Linked DNA regions of Homo sapiens: region 2 is linked to region 1. A link is a loop called in an ENCODE intact Hi-C map of the cell type or tissue named here. Cell type or tissue: endothelial cell of umbilical vein. All regions are shown on one strand.

The links. A loop is a pair of places that touch in the nucleus more often than their neighbours do. Peaks named below come from ENCODE experiments on the same cell type or tissue, not always from the same donor. Only the 100,000 strongest peaks of a DNase experiment are listed, where the experiment ranks them.
Region 2: a loop joins it to region 1, with 4 times the contacts of the local background. A loop is called at or near these places in 2 of 110 quality-filtered maps.

The regions. Positions count from the first base shown.
Region 1 is chr2:144,328,122-144,336,121 of GRCh38, forward strand. It overlaps QTMAN (queuosine-tRNA mannosyltransferase), which reads right to left and starts at 4,391. Exons shown (of 12, transcript NM_001376312.2): 1 at 4,318-4,391. RefSeq lists a silencer at 4,066-4,665 and an enhancer at 4,447-5,024. In endothelial cell of umbilical vein, a CTCF peak has its summit at 3,907; DNase peaks (open chromatin) are centred at 3,360, 3,970 and 4,460; H3K4me3 peaks cover 1,863 bases; H3K27ac peaks cover 1,718 bases.
Region 2 is chr2:145,007,866-145,015,865 of GRCh38, forward strand. The region is part of intron 3 of TEX41 (testis expressed 41); the gene reads left to right. The region is part of intron 1 of LOC100505498 (a long non-coding RNA gene); the gene reads left to right. Among named protein-coding and RNA genes, the nearest start is that of LINC01966, 130 kb to the left of the region's middle. RefSeq lists an enhancer at 1-170. In endothelial cell of umbilical vein, no CTCF peak of the experiment used is centred here; a DNase peak (open chromatin) is centred at 4,446; H3K27ac peaks cover 2,552 bases.

The DNA.
Region 1 (8,000 bases):
TGTATTTTTAGTAGAGATGGGGTTTCACCATGTTGGCCATGTTGGTCTCGAACTCCTTACCTCAGGTGATCCACCAGTCTTGGCCTCCCAAAGTGCTGAGATTACAAGCATGAGCCACCACATCTGGCTCTGGTTATTTTTTAAACACTCAAAAAAAATTATCGTCTGTTTAAATGACTTGTGTGATCCTACACAGCATAGGGGAAAAGCACTAGATATTCTTACTAATTGTCTGATTCTATATCCTAACTCCATCTATAACTATTTTGAAATATTCTAGATGCCTCACACACACTTAGTTAAGGTGTTTGTCATTATTTCAAAACTCCTTATGAGAAAAGTGCTTTAAAAATGAAAATCTTGCAGGCAAACTGAGTACATCCAAAGGATATAGTGAGACAGCATACCTTTGTGAGCAATGGATGCTCAGGGCACCAGAATAATTCCAGATCCTTCCCGTTGTAGGTGACAGAGGTCTTAAAATATCTTCGGTCTGAATAGAAGAAACTGATCTGGCAGTGAGTAGGCCAGGCAGACTAGGACTGACATCAGAACCAGCAATTACAGATGTGAGCTGATTTGCTTCCTATAAATTAAACACCATCCTACTCTACCGTACAACTGCTTTCAGTAATATTAGTAGAAAGAAAAAAAAAGAAAGTAGTTCAAAGACGTCCCTATGAAAGCTATTACCTCTATGACTCTACATGTTCAACTAGGAATCAGCCTATGGAATTGGCTCTGCATCTGCTCAGCCCAAATTTTACTCCGGAGATTCAAAGAATGGAGTGTTGGTTTGTACTTCCAAGAGAAATACTTGAAAATTTTCCTCAGTTTTTTTTTAAAAAATAACCAGGCAGGGCACAGAGGCTCACGTTTATAATCCCAACACTTTGGGAAGCCAAGGCGGGCGATCGAGACCAGCTTGGCCAACATGGTGAAACCCCATCAGTACTAAAAACACAAAAAATATTACCTAGGCATGGTGGCGCATTCCTGTAATCCCAGCTACTCAGGAGGCTGAGGCAGGAAACCACTTGAACCAGAGAGGCGGAGGCTGCAGTGAGCTGCTATCACACCATTGCAATCCAGCCCGGGTGACAGAGTGTGACTCTGCCTCAAAAAAAAATAAAAATAAAAAACATGCTATTATTCTGATATTAAAAAAAAAAGAAGAGGTAAGAATATAAGTAAAAGAATACACAGTGTTCTTCATGTAATACCAACAAGAAGCATAACATATCAAATACAACCTAAAACTATTTAAAATATCATTTGGGACAATTTGCCAAGGTAGTCCAAACTCTGAAGTAAAGTTACGTTCCTTATAAAGGTCTATATGCTGAAAAACATATCCTTATAAAATAAAACCAAAATTGTAAAACGTGGCCTATGGTAACAGTCAGAGGGTCACTCAATTCAGGTTGTCACACTTTGCTCTCATGGAAACATTGTATTATTTTAGCTCACCTAAGGTGTTCTATTACTAAAATAATGTTCTTTCCCAATATCAGAGTGACTAACATAAGTTACAGAACAAAATTAGCAGTGTGAAGTTTCTTCTCCCAATTTTTCTAAAGTATCTGACACCTGCTACCTCTTTCAATATTGGAATTCAACCTAACAGCGTACCTGGTTCAACACAAAAAAGGAACTGAGTTAGTTCAAGTTTACTATATCATGATTCAGGACTTCCAGGCACTCTGCTACCTTCAAAAATTAGATTAAGCCCAACAAGATCATAAGCATTTAAAGAGTACCCACTACACATGATAACAGGTATACACAGATGAGTAGGACATAGCCGAACTTTCACGAAGCGCCTACCAGGAAAGTGCGCACAGGCCAACAAGTATTTACTAAATGTCTACACTAAACACTGTACTCTGGGATGTAAAAAATTCATCGCACCACAGCAAGAACTTCAGGACTCATGCACTTGAGGTCCACTTTGAAATGCGAGATTGGGCGTGCTGGAATTAGATTATTACATGTGATAGGATTTCCCTTCCTAAGTGATAGTCATGCATCACATGACATTTCAGTCAACAAAACATCGAATATACAACTGTGGTCCCATAAGATTATAATACCGTATTTTTACTGTACCCTTTCTAAGTTTAGGTGTGTTTAGGCACAGTATTCAGTACGGTAACATGCTGAACAGGGATGTAGCCCAGGACTAATAAGCTATATACCATATAGCCTAGGTGTGAAGTAGGCTATACCATGTAGGTTTGTGTGAGTACATTCTATGATGCTCCCACAAGTACACATTTCTCAGAACATACCTGTCATTAAATGACACATGACTAAACCACGGTTTATATACACCATAACTCTAAGACTCTTAAAATACCAATCTGCTGGAAGTGACGTAGGCTATCCGAATCAAAAATATGAATCGATTCTTGAAGCGCAAGATAATTGCTAATTCAAAAACACTGGAAAGTAATGTTTAAACTCACAGAATGTAAATACTTCCTAACTATGTACAATTCATGGCATTTTAATCTAATGGGTCCAAATCATAAATTAAGGAAAAAAATTTCATTTAATTACTTGGCTTTTTAAGATACCATAATCAAACAAACTTTAGTACCATAATCAAACAAACTTTAGTACAAGAGGTCTGAATTACCTAGTTAAGTGTTTAGTTAATGAAGACTACTAGTTCTATTCAGCTCCTGCTAAATCTCATCAAGAAACTGTCTTCGATTCTTAATTTCTCTATAAAATAATGGGATTGGATTATACTGTTAATGTTCCTTAAACATCGAAAATTCTGTATTTCTGTGATGCATAAGATTAAAATGCCAACACAATTTTCAAATCAAGACTAAAGAAGCCATCTTAACCTTTGCAAACTGGTGATGTTAAAAAATTTACTATTTCCTACCTTATTGCAAGTATCATGCTTCAGATTTTACCTATTCATTGTTTTCAAGCATGTCAAAGAAAGTTTCGTGATTCAAGAGGTACTCCTCTAATCCTCAATACTAAAACTGTTTCATTAAATACAGTACAGGACCCTAAGGAAAATGTATACCAAAAGGGAGTGGGAGCCGAGAAGAATCTAATCCAAGTCAGACCTGGAACGCACTAATTAAAATTCAATATTTCACTTGGTATGTGGGTTCCTACATGAAACTCCTGTCATGGTTAAAGCTTAAGGTTAAACACGTTAATAGAAGCCAATAGAATGGCTCTATTGAATTGTACTGAACTTCTTTTTCAGCAGCTCCTTTACCTAACCACTATTTTAAGCTTTAAAATCAACTTCAGGGGTAGGCACCAAATAACCAAGTGAGCCACGGCAGCCGGGGCTGCAAACTGAAATCCATCTCGTATGGAAAATCATCATCAACTCACGTTTTCCATTTCAAACTGCGATACAGGTGGAAGAAAAGCTGTAAAAGCCTTCTCTTTGAAACTCCCATCACACGGCCTCAAGGCATTAACTTAAGAATCTCAAGATAACCTAAAGCAGCACAGTTGTCAGAAGACTCTAAAAGTTGTATGTGCGAGAGAAGGCAAAAAAACTACTTCGGGACTAAAGGTTAAATTTCGCTGCTGCATTCCCAAGACTTAAATTCAGAGAATCTTTCCACCTGGACAGAATGGGATTGTCTGGATCCCGATGAAAATGGGAAGTTATGTGCTTAATCCTCAGACGAGGGATTCCGGGGTGGGGGGCACAGTGAGGGTCTTCACACTCGGCTGGCAGAGAGGAGTGGGGCGCTGGGGAGGTCTGGTAACTGAGGGCGACTAGGAGCCAGAAGCGAAGCTTTCCGTCAGGAAGGCCTGGGGCTCGCACTGCAAGGGGCCAAGCGCCGGGCAGCCTGGTGGTCGGCGAAGCACCCCAGCCAACTCAGGCCAACCCGGACGCCCGGCCTCCCTTCTCCCGCGCGAGGGCGACGTGCCCCCACCCGTCCTCTCAGCCTGCGCGAGGAAGAAGCGGAGCGCCGGGCCGCAGAAAACCAGCACGCACGACATGTAGGCACCAAAAAAACGCAATTCGAACACGACCAGTTTGCAGAAGGCACAAAATGCCACGGCGTGACGCCCCATTCCGAGCGCGGTGCGGACGGCGGCGCAGGGAGCGCAGCGCGTGCGCCCGGGAAGCGCGCGGCTCTCAGCTCCGCCTCCCCCACACCCCCCGCCCCCGGCTCCCCGCGCCGCAGCCGCCGCTGCTGCCCCTCTGGGATCTCCGCGCAGCGCGGCCCCGCGAGGCGGGCGCCGGGGAGGGGAGGGGAGGGGCCGCGCTCCCCGCCTCCCCGCTGGCCCGCGCGGCTCCCCAGCCCGGAGCCTACTCACCTCCTCCTCCTCCTCCTCCTTGTCTCTCCCTCCTGGCCACCGGCGCGGCCCAGCCGGCGACGCGCTGACGCCGTGCCCCTCCCCCGCGGCCGCCGCGGATGCCGCCGCCCCTCCCGGCCCGCGGCCGCCTCGGCCTCCGGGCGCGTCAGGCGCTGGTCCCGCCCCTCGGCCCGCCCGCGCAATCGAGGCTCCGCCTCTCTGCGCCGCCCGGACTCCGCTGGCGCGAGGTCCCTGAGTCAGCGGCGCTCCCGCCCGCGCGAATCGCTCCGCCCCAGCCCGCGGGCTCGGCTCCTCGCACCTGCCCACTGTCCCCCGGCCTCGCACTGCTCCCCACCTCCCTGTGCGCCCTTTCCCATCTCGTCAGCACCCTGTCCGCCCTTTCAGCTTTTTCGTACTCTTTCCCCAACCTCCTAGTCCTGTTCTAAGCTCGCATAGTCACCTTCTCTTTCCTTCTGGAAGGTCTGTGCTGTTCATTAGGTCGACCTCGGATTCCCCGTGCAGTTTTCCAGCCGGCCCGTTGCATCTCCTTTCCTGGTCCACTCCCCGGCCTACTAGAGCCTCAGGGCCCCTGTGCGGGTTCCTGGCTCCCTTGCCGACACCTCTACCTGCTCTGCAGCCCGGAGCTCCTCCACAGCTGCTTTGCCAATGCCTCTTAATATCCCTCCTTCTGGACCTCCTCGATTCCCTCCTGGCAAGGCTCATGCTTTCCTTTATCTCCATTTTTCCCGTCCTTTCGGTTCTGACTACTCCACACACTTCTGATGCAGTTTGAGTATTCAATAATTGCATATTCGCGGTCCCATTTACACGAGGAGAGTCACATTGAGTAATTAAAAATCACAAAGCAAAGCGACAGCAGTGGAGACCATCATTTGACTTGCATAGTTCCATCTATATTTTCCTTATGCAATAATATTCTCATTGCCACTTGAATTTCAAGGAATGGGATTTTCTGTTGGGGCTTAAAATTCACAAATGTTGGATGTTTTTTCGCTGCGACCTAATTTCACTTTAGCTCTTTTATTTATAGAATACATAGTAGAAAGAGTACCAGGAAGTCCCAGGTGTTCTTGACTGTAAAGTGAGGAATGTGTCCCTTCGTTAAATTCCTTTATGAAGTAAAGGATCCTTTCTAAAGTAAAGGTTTTTGTATCTGGAAGGAGGTTGTAGGTTAAATGACTCTGGTGAAGGCAAAACATGCAAATATAACTGGATGTCTGGTTTATTAAGTAACTTCATTTTTAAAACTGCAACTCGGAAGAGTTAGGCTGTGATGTGGAAATGAATTAGGAAACATACCAAAATAAAGGAAATCGATTAGGTCTTTGTACTTATATCCACAAGTTGCTTTAAGTTATGTGAGTAAACATTCTTATCCTTAAATTGAAGCGTCGAAACTATCTTCCGTTCCAAACAAAATCCAGCTCTGTGTGGACATTCAAAGTTTAAAACCATTGTTGAATTGAACAACAGCATTGTAAGCATTTGAAAGCCTAATAAACCATCTGTCCATCCACTTTCACACAAATTGAGAAACAGAAAAGAGTAAATGCCAAAACCTGAAAGTGAGTGTTCTGACTACACATGAAACTAGTAAATCCTATTACACAGAATAAAATACAAAATGCTTCTCCACTTACGATGGGGTTACTTCCCAATAAACACAATGTAGGTTAAAAATATTGTAAGCCAAAATTGCATTTAATGCTAGCAACACAGCAGATGGTCCTCGACTTCCAATATTTTCAACTTTAGGATGGTATGAAATGTATGTGCATTCAGTAGAAACCATAACCCCATCATAAGTCATAAGAAGCTGCTCAACTTACCATGGGGTTACATCCAGATAAACCCATTGTAAAATGGAAAAATTCTAAATCGAACCACAATATCTGAAAAATCCTAAAGTTTATGGCTGCCATTTCATTGTTTTAAAAATAGAATTACATAATTTTATAATTAAACTGGTTCTTAAAATAATTGGGAGTCTAATCCTTTCATTTTAAAATGAAAAAAATTTTTAAATCTTTTTTAATCTGATTAAGAACTGAAGCCCAGAGAGGGTAAGTTGTTTACCCAATATTACCCAGCTTAATTGGAAACAAAGCCAGGGTTCAAACTCAGACTTTCTGTCTCACATACCTGCCAGCATCTGGCTCATGTTAATATTTAACACTTATATAAAGCTATTCAACATCAAAATTCCTTGACTTTGCAGCTTTGCCTACATGGTCTGAGTGATGTATAAAATTGCACTTGGCATTAGCTAGGAAGGTATTTCTGTCGAAGCTGTTTTGTCCCACTGGTTTCAAGGATTCCTGTTGCACAACTTTCATCTCAGTCAGGGTTCATCTGCATGATCCAGGCAATTCTGGCCAGACCTCCGGAGCCATGAACCAACCAAATGCATTCATCCTCGGTGGTGACAAGGTCTTTGCCTAATTGTAAGAATTATTAAGACCCTATTGCCAAGAAAATTACAGCATCACCGGGAAGGTAAAATATGAAACACAAAATGATAATTCAACACTACTAACGAAGGATTCGATTGTAAATTACCAATTTTAAGATGGAAAATAATCCATGTAAATTAAGGGAAGACTTCTTAACAATAACAACAAAAAAGGACAAAAAGTGAAATTTAGAATTTAGGTTGCCTTATGGAGAAAAAAGGTAAAGGAAATTGCTTAAATAAAGAAGTTAAGAAGAAAATAAGCACATCAATAACCAAGAAAAAGATAGGAGATCAGCTGAGGTAAAACAGGAGATTCATTTTAGAAACAACAGAAAACTAGCTGAAATAATAGAGTAGGATCATTGATAAGGGGCCTAAATTTGAGCCTGAGATATTTATTCTAATAGGAAATCATCTGGGTGGACTTGCAATGGGGAAAGGAGGACAAGACAGGGGGACCATAGCCTTGTCCAGTTCTGATGAAGCAAATAGAATTTAAAAGAATCGTTGGTCGTAAATGCAACTAAGGAAAGACTTGGGTTCACTGAGTATATGTAAGAATCAAAGATGAGAATGAAGTCCAAGATGACTTTAGGATTGTAGCAGGAGTCAATAACAGGACATACAGAACTTGGCACCTTAGAGTTGGAAGATGATCAACACTCACTGGTACAGCCTCTAAATTGATAGACAAGGAAGCCAGACATTTTCCCAAGGTAGACCCTCATCGTCACAAACTCATTCCAGAAAACTGTAGTTTACTGTTTAAATAGAATTAGAAGGTAAAAAAGGAAATGCTCACCCTGCTCCTGTCCCTGCTGGTGTTTTATGGTCAGCTAATTTTTATTTCTACTTCAGCCCCACTGATATAAAAGTGCTCAGTAATCCAGCATATAATATTACAATAGGAAATAAATCAATAAGTGTTTGTTAAATAAGTACCAAATGCACTTTGGTATGTTTCTACTCAGAACTCTGCTAGGTGTGGAAGCCTAGAAAAGTATAAAAAGGGAAGGGCCTCTGCCTTTCAGAAGCTTACAATCTGGTTGAAGAAAAAAGTTCAAAGCACCTGACACAATAGAGAGTAAATTCCATGGACGGTAAGAACAACATATGTGGACTGGAAGGTATGTTTATATAGAAACAGGGAGGAATACTGTTGAATGGATTGGAAGTGATATGATCTATAAAGTTCATTATTCAGCACATTTTTGTTAATCTTTAAGCA
Region 2 (8,000 bases), 680 kb after region 1:
AAAGTCCTCCCTTCCTTGAGTGTGTGTGTTGATGGGAGTCTGTTTGCCATCATCAGAAGGTTCATTGTATGTGTATGACTATGGGGCTGTATGTGTGTGTATGTGTGTGTGTGTGCATAAGGGGTGTGCAGAGTGCCTAGTTGTAAGCTTTAAAGCATTCTCAAATAATACAATAGAGAAAACTAGACACTACAGTGACACTACTTCCCCTGTTGCTTCCTAGGGAGTAACATGTAATCTCTTGTGATGGGCCAACTATTATATTGATGTCATACACATCACTGTGTTAATATGAAATAGGCAGTCTTTTACACTGGTGGCAGAGTGAATTTACACAATCTTTCTGGATGGCATTGTAGTACTACAAGTCAAGAACTTTAAAATTGTCATATTAGGAATTGATTTTAAGGTCATGTTCGTAGGTGTACACTAAGATTCATTAGGTAAGATTTTTGTTGCCAGAGAAAAAGTGAAAACAACTTAAATGTCCAACAGCAGGAGAACAGTTAATCAGCTACAGCATGTTCATCTAATTAAAGATTTTGCAGTTGTGTTTTTAAAGAATATCCAATGATATGGGGATAAGGTTTTAACTAATGTAGAGTGAAGGGAAAAAAGAATAAGAAACTAACACAGTTTTGTGGCAACTTCCTTTAAATATATATGTATTCTTCTATAGAGTAAATCACTAACAGCAAATATACTAAAGTTGTAGCAGTGATTTTCTCTATAGATTGGCATTCCATGTAGGATGGACGGATAGATAGATAGATGACAGATAGGCTAGATAGATAGATATTATATAGAGAAAACTTTTTCTTGTAATGAGGAAAATGCAATTTATTAGACATATAAAAGAAAAATGTTTACCCAATCTATAAATATTTCAAAGTATGAACATATCTAATGTTAAAATATATTTAATAAAACATTTTTCTTTCATAGGTCTAACCACCACAGAAGAGAAATTGTTTAAACCCCAATAAGAAATCCTAGATAGGGCAGGCCAGGTGCAGTGGCTCACGCCTGTAATCCCAGCACTTTGGGAGGCTGAGGCCGGTGGATCACGAGATCAGGAGATCGAGACCATCCTGGCTAACACGGTGAAACCTCGTCTCTACTAAAAATACAAAAAATTAGCCTGGTGTGGTGGTGGGCGCCTGTAGTCCCAGCTACTCGGGAGGCTGAGTCAGGAGAGTGGTGTGAAGCCGGGAGGCGGAGCTTGCAGTGAGCTGAGATCACACCACTGCACTCCAGCTTGGGCTACAGAGTGAGACTCCATCTCAAAAAAAAAAAAAAAAAAAAAAAAAGAAATCCTAGGCAGGGCAGAGGTTTAGAGACCAACTAGTCACGCTCACTACTTTCACAGTAAAGAAACAAGAAGCACAGAGAGGTGATATTTCGTCTATTGTAGTTGTAGCTGGTTTATGATAAAGTCAGAACATGTCCTAGCACAAGTCCATTCCAAGAAACTGAATGCATATAATTCTTAATGTTGTTCTTTGTTTACATTAAGTCATTGATTTTGACTTGAGTTTTGATAATTTGGTTGGCATATTTACCCACCAAATGCTCAACTGTCTCTTGTATTGTGGTTCATTTAATCTTCTGAATTCAAAAAGATTAACACAACATTGACAGTAGCCTTACACTTTATGCGGACAATGTCTGACCAGCCTTGATATGTAGCAGGAGTTTCTGTGTTTGAACCTGTAGCTATTTATGCATTTGCGTTTTAACATGGATGATGTTGAATTACAGACTGCTTAATCAAAAATGCAAGGAAAATAAACCAAAATAAATGATTTTCGATCCAGTAAGACAAGTTCTTTTAGTAAGGTATTTTTTTTTCCTACACGAAGTACAGAACCTTGTAAGAATTCAATAAATACTTGTTGACTGCATTAATAAATGCATGATGTTTGGAAGCACTTCCCTGGTGGTATAGAATTATAATAGTTAGAATTGGCTGCAACATTTAAATAATTCTTTAAATTGATGGAATTGAGATGTCCTGAATTACAAGAATAGATTATTTTGGTTTAAACTCTTCTATTTCACAATATGTAGGTCTTATGTTACAAATATTAACTATGAAAACATTACATAATATTACCTGGTATTCCAACCTTCTCACAATTGAGACAGTGAATATTTACAATTTCTAAGTAGAGAATATTTAAGGTAATAAGTTCTGAATAATATTTATTAACTATATTTAAATGATCCATCTGTTTATTAAAAACTTAAGTCTTTTGGAAATCACTTTATAAATGCAATTTTAATTCTTTACCATATCCATAGACCACTGCTTTCTTAAGAAAAGAGATTAAATGATTCAGGTTTAGAGAAACAAATTACTGTGCTAATCTTCAGGTATTTCTCTTCTTGATGCAGCCGCTAATGTCTAATCGGAGCAGCACAGGCCCTATCACAGTAGTTTTTTCATTAGTGCTCCACTGACTTATTTGTACAGGATTTCAAATCTGGTGTAAGAGACATACTAACCTTTAGCATTCATACAAAGCTTTCAGAAACCCACTGGCTCTTCTAAAATAACCCACAGAATCGGCCTTCTGCAGACTTAGGTGGTGCCACCATTCAGAAAGACTCCAAATGTAATACTGGAGCGAATGGTGGCATTTATAGACTTGTTTTTAAGGTTCCTAGAAATAAAGAGCCAGGTTTCCCTATGACATGAACTATTGAGAAGCCCGGAGGAGGATGGGTGGATCTGTCCCACAGTGGTAAGGTGTTTAGCTCGACCTGATTTTTTTTTTCTTACAAAATTGGTAAGTATAACTTAAAAGCCAGGTTTCCAGCTTTCTTTGATAGTTGGAGATCTGACAAAACTGGGTTCTCTTCCTCTCTTGGCACTAACCTGCTCGTGCTGGGTAGAGGCTGCCTCTAGATGAGGCAGGTGCCCTTTAATTTGCCACACTCTGCCTCTGCCCTTGCCTGCTTCATGCATCTATTAATACATTTCCTGCTCTGTCAGTATGGACATTATTTTTTAACCTCTGTCAAAGAACGAAAGCATTGTTGGTGCTTCCTTCTGCTCTAGGTGTGTTTCATAACTTGACTCAACATTTAATTCCATATTGCATTAGAAAGTACACTGAAATTTCAATAGGTAAATTTCTTTTATATCTTTTTAAGTCTGAATTATTATAAATGTTCTGCATTTATTTTATATATTTTTTTCTGCTTTTAAGGAAACGATGAAAGTCTTCCTAACCAGTCTTTCTCGCTATTGCAGTCTTCGTTGCTCTCCCTGTTTTCTGAACTCTTATAGCATTTATTCTCTCTACCTAATAATTTAGCTCTTAAGATTGGCTCTATGATGTTCTAAAATTCTATTGAATGTGTTAAACCTTTTTCTCCATGACGGGCAGAGATAATGCCTTTTACTTTCCTGCTGTCGTAGAGCCTAGCAAAGTTCTGATACACAGCAGATCTGAAGTATGCTTATTGGTTAAGTATTTTCCAATTTCATACGATTTAACCTAAAACATTAATTTTCTTTAGCACAAAAATCATGTATATGGCAAGTCAAATAATACCAATTTCTTTTTCATGTCTTTAAAAAAGAAGTATTTCTAACAAATGCATAATGTAAAAATCTAAGTTCTTGCCCTGAATTTCTATTGCCTTATACATTTCTTCTTATCACTACTGAGGCAGTGTTGTCCTCTTTTAATTTCTCTATTAACTTTAATTAGGCTCATGAGTTTGCTGGCCAGGTGGGTTTTCCCCAAACAGTCACAACTCCATATTCCAGGCTAGCAATAGACTTACATTAAGCTGCAGATTTGAAGCAGAATCTAACATTATAAGCTGTAGAAGGTGCCAGTGCCACCACAGCTCATTTTGTCCACTGAGGATTTCAGCAGGCAGCACTTTTAATAAGCCAGGCTCGGCATTTTTCAAGGAATACTTTGGGATCCATTTTTGAAAGCAATATTGGTTATGATTCCATTGCTGGAAGATTTCCGAGAAAATAACGTTTGTCCTCTTGAAAGTATGCTTGGTTCATACAGCATGAAGAATACAAACAGTTCTGAGCAACGGGTTCTAAATTTTACCATAACATATCTCTCACAGGTAATTTTCCAACCGCATTGTAATGGGAGCATGATAGAGTAGTAAGAATTAGTTCCATTTTAATCTTTTATTTTATTTTATTTTGTCTTTTAAGAAACATATACTTGCCTACGTCACTTATATATTTTAGTGCATTAACATAGATGTTGTTTGTAAGTTTCTTATGAAAAATAGTTACAAAGAAACAAAACAGAACTGAAAAGCTTCCTGTGATTCTACAGGGCATTAGATCGTCTCAGGTACTGGCTGCTGGTTTAATAAAAGGATAGGATTTCCATTTACTCCAGGCAGGCTTAATGTATTGTTCTCGGAGTGAGACAGTCAGAATGAGTCAGGAGCCAAAGAATACACTTTATAGACACAAATAATCGTAAATTCAGAATGTCACCTTTAGGCAGAGGCATTTTTATTATTGTTAGTGGAGCTGCTGAGTAGGTTTGATGTTTTATTCTCTTGAGGACTCAATGTTCCCGAGTCCTGGAGCCCTGTCTTTATCAGGCTCGCAAGGAGGGAGCCCAGCCAAACTTGCTTCCTATACTTCTCTATGATTGATAGCAGATGGCATGCTTTAAAATAAACCTATCCATTAGCAGTCCTCAGTGTTTTTACTCAAGGCATTTACAACTGTCTCAAGCAGAAAACACATTCACTCCATGAGCTAGTTTCAGTCCACAACAGCTGTACAGGTGCAAATCTCTCATTAACTCTTAAATAGTAGTAAAATAAACAATGGCTTTTCTCTTACTTTCTTTAAGGGAGTATACTTCAAAGCTGCCGTGGAATTACTCTCCTCCACAATGGAGCTTCAATGGATGGAGGTTTATTAAAACTGAGCTATATTATGCAATGATATGCTTGTCCCAGGAATTCATATCTTATGTGCGTGTTACAGTTTAAAAGTTTCTTTCTATGCTCACAGATTTAGTGGTAAATTACCATTCTCACAGGGGTGTTTCTGAAGAGGCAGAAAAGAAAGGAAAACTCAGCAAGTGTCCCCAGCAGGGCTCAGGTGCCTGGTTTCATGCCTCTGAACTCAACATGTCATGGTGTCATCCTCCTCACCTCCCTCTTCCTGCTCGCAAAGAGAGTGTTCATGCTGAGCTTTTACCAGTATGATGAGTTAATGGTTTATTTTTAGGCAGCCAGTGGATTTCCTTGCATATTGGTAATTAGACAAAAGCAAAGTCATTTTCAAAATTAATTTTTTACCGATACTGAACACAGGTGAGAGGGTTGGCCTCAGGACTTTGATTTGCACTCAAGGGGAGGAAAAAAAGCTTTGTCATTTGAAGAGTATAATTGTTCAAACAGAACTTACCTTGTGCCAGGTGTTGTTCTACAGGCTTACAAAAGTTAACTTATTTAATTTTATCAATAACTCTTGAAGAAACTAGTGATAATCCTAGTTTTACAGTTGAGTAAGCCACTGTGTGCTGTTATCTTTGTTATAATAAAAAGTGAGACCCTAATCAGAGTATTTCCTGAAAGGGGGACTTAAGAGACTGGATTCAGAGGCTTTAGTGCTGGTTTTCAAATTCTTGCTTCAGCAGTTACTCCGTATGACTGTGACATAATAGCATAATATTGGACTGCCCTCTCTCTCAGGGTCCTCAGTTATTATTTTATAACCTTACTTTGGCCTAGAATTGGCCCTAATATGGCTGTTGTGATGATTGGATAAATTAGTGTTTGTATAATGCTTAGAACAGTACCTGGTACTCAGAATGTGCTATGTAAGTTTTAGCTTTTGTGTCATCATCACCATTATTATTCAAGATATTAGATTGACATTAAACACTTGGTGTAAATTAGTCTTGTCTGAAATTATCTTCTATGTCTGGGACTGTATGTTTTGAAAAAAATTAATGTCCAAACAAAACAATTCATTTGTTTTTATTTCACACTTTATTAATCAGACACATACATAGTTGCCAATCAGAGACTCTGATCAGCATGAGGTAATAAGAGTCTTCATAGGAAATTGATAAGATTTTGCCCCAAAGCAAAGTAATTTGACATTCTAGCTTTAGTAGCCTTATTATTGGTGAATGTGCTATTCCCTTAGGCCTTCTGAAATAATGAAACTGGTTAATGGAACCCCTCATTACAGCCTTCCATGGGTCCCCATGGGCCCATGCTGCCATGATAGGTAAACCTGAGCCAAAATATCTCTTCAATGGGCAGCTGGAGAGGCAAAGCCATAAAAGTCATAAAATATGTCTCATGACTGCCCTTCCCCATGCTATTTTTAAAAAGGTAGTCTGTGTTAAAACATTTTCAACAAAGACTCACATAATAGAGGCATGCCATTGATTTCCCAATGAAGAGTATAAATAGTTCTGGGAAATATGATGGAAGAATCCAAGTACGCATGAGGTACTTCCATTGTAATGATTGTCATGGTTCTCATGTGTTTCCTCATCAGAAACCTTTTTGTAGAGACAGTTGCTTTCTTATCTTGCAAATAAGTTTCAGAATAAATATATCTGAATAAAAGGTGAAAAAGGGTTAAGTGACAAGGGGAAATAATAGGTAAAGAATAACATCTATTAGGACTGGGATATTTTATATTGGATATCTAGTATAGATACTAGATATCCAGTGATTACAATTGCAACAACTACTTGGTTACCCGAAATATTTCATTTGGATTTCTAAAAAGTAATTCTGTATTGGTTGTGGTTATAGAAGGTAAATGCTGGGCCAATGGGTATTCCATACTTCTTGTAAGCTTCAAGGGAATGTGGCTAGTGATTTGAGATTACTCAAGGGCATTTTGGTGTGCAGTTTTAGGGGAAGTCGGTACATTAATGGTTCCTCTACACTTCATTACTAGTTTTAGTATTACACTGAATGGGATTAAGTCAGTTAGATTTCTAAACTCTCTAAACAGAAAGAGAGAAGCCTAAGGAAGGGGGCCTACGAAAAAGAGTATACTTGCAGAAGTAAATGTCCTACAGAGAGAAATTAAGTTTTAAGAAATGTTTTTTTTATTTTTTTTCAGAAAGGTAGATATTAGAAGCTTGCATCGATTTATGAATATGTTTAAACACTAAGAGGTTTTTGGTAGAACGAATTGATTCATTCCATCTAGGACCATATTATTGTCGAAGTGAACTGTGTTTTCAGTACATTCATTAGTTACACAGTTAGTTTTATTTTGTAAAATTTAAAATAATTAGTATTTGGAGAGCAATGGGGGAAAGAAAATGCAGGGAACTGAGTATCAAGATACCCGCATTCTACAAAAAAAGCAACTTTGCATCTGTCTACTCTTCAGCCAAGTCCTCTCTCTCTTTATTTCTAAGAGTAAGCTCCCTATGTCTCAATTCCTCAACTGTAGACTGAGAAAGATGGACTGAATCAGAAAATCAAATGACTGGCAGTTGGGCTTATACCCCTCTCCCTCCCTCTACCCTGGTCATGACAGGCAGCAATCACAGACCACAGACTCTCCCTGCTGAGCCAGTGTGAGGCCTCCGAATTCCCACTGCAGTGACCCAAGCAGCCTTCCTATGGTCCTCATCACTCAAACTGAACTTGAAACGAGACATGTTGGCTAGCCCCTAGTCTCTAAAATTCAAATGTTCTAAATAGTCCCACTTTGAGGTGATAGCTAGGTTTAATTGGGCAGATGTGTTAAATGGATAAATAGATAAATAGATAATTCATATTCTGGTAAATATGGCATAAATGTTGGTGTCTTTATATTGCCTTCAGTGACTGCATTCCTAGGAGGAATGCTTCCTAGTAGGAAAATTTTGACATTTTTCCGCATGAGTTGACGTATTTACTATTACATCTTTAGAAATGCTGAGCCTATTGTTTTCTTTGTGTTAGTCACTTGGCCTCTTATCCAAAATAACCTTAAAATACTTTCTGCTGGTTTGTACCCA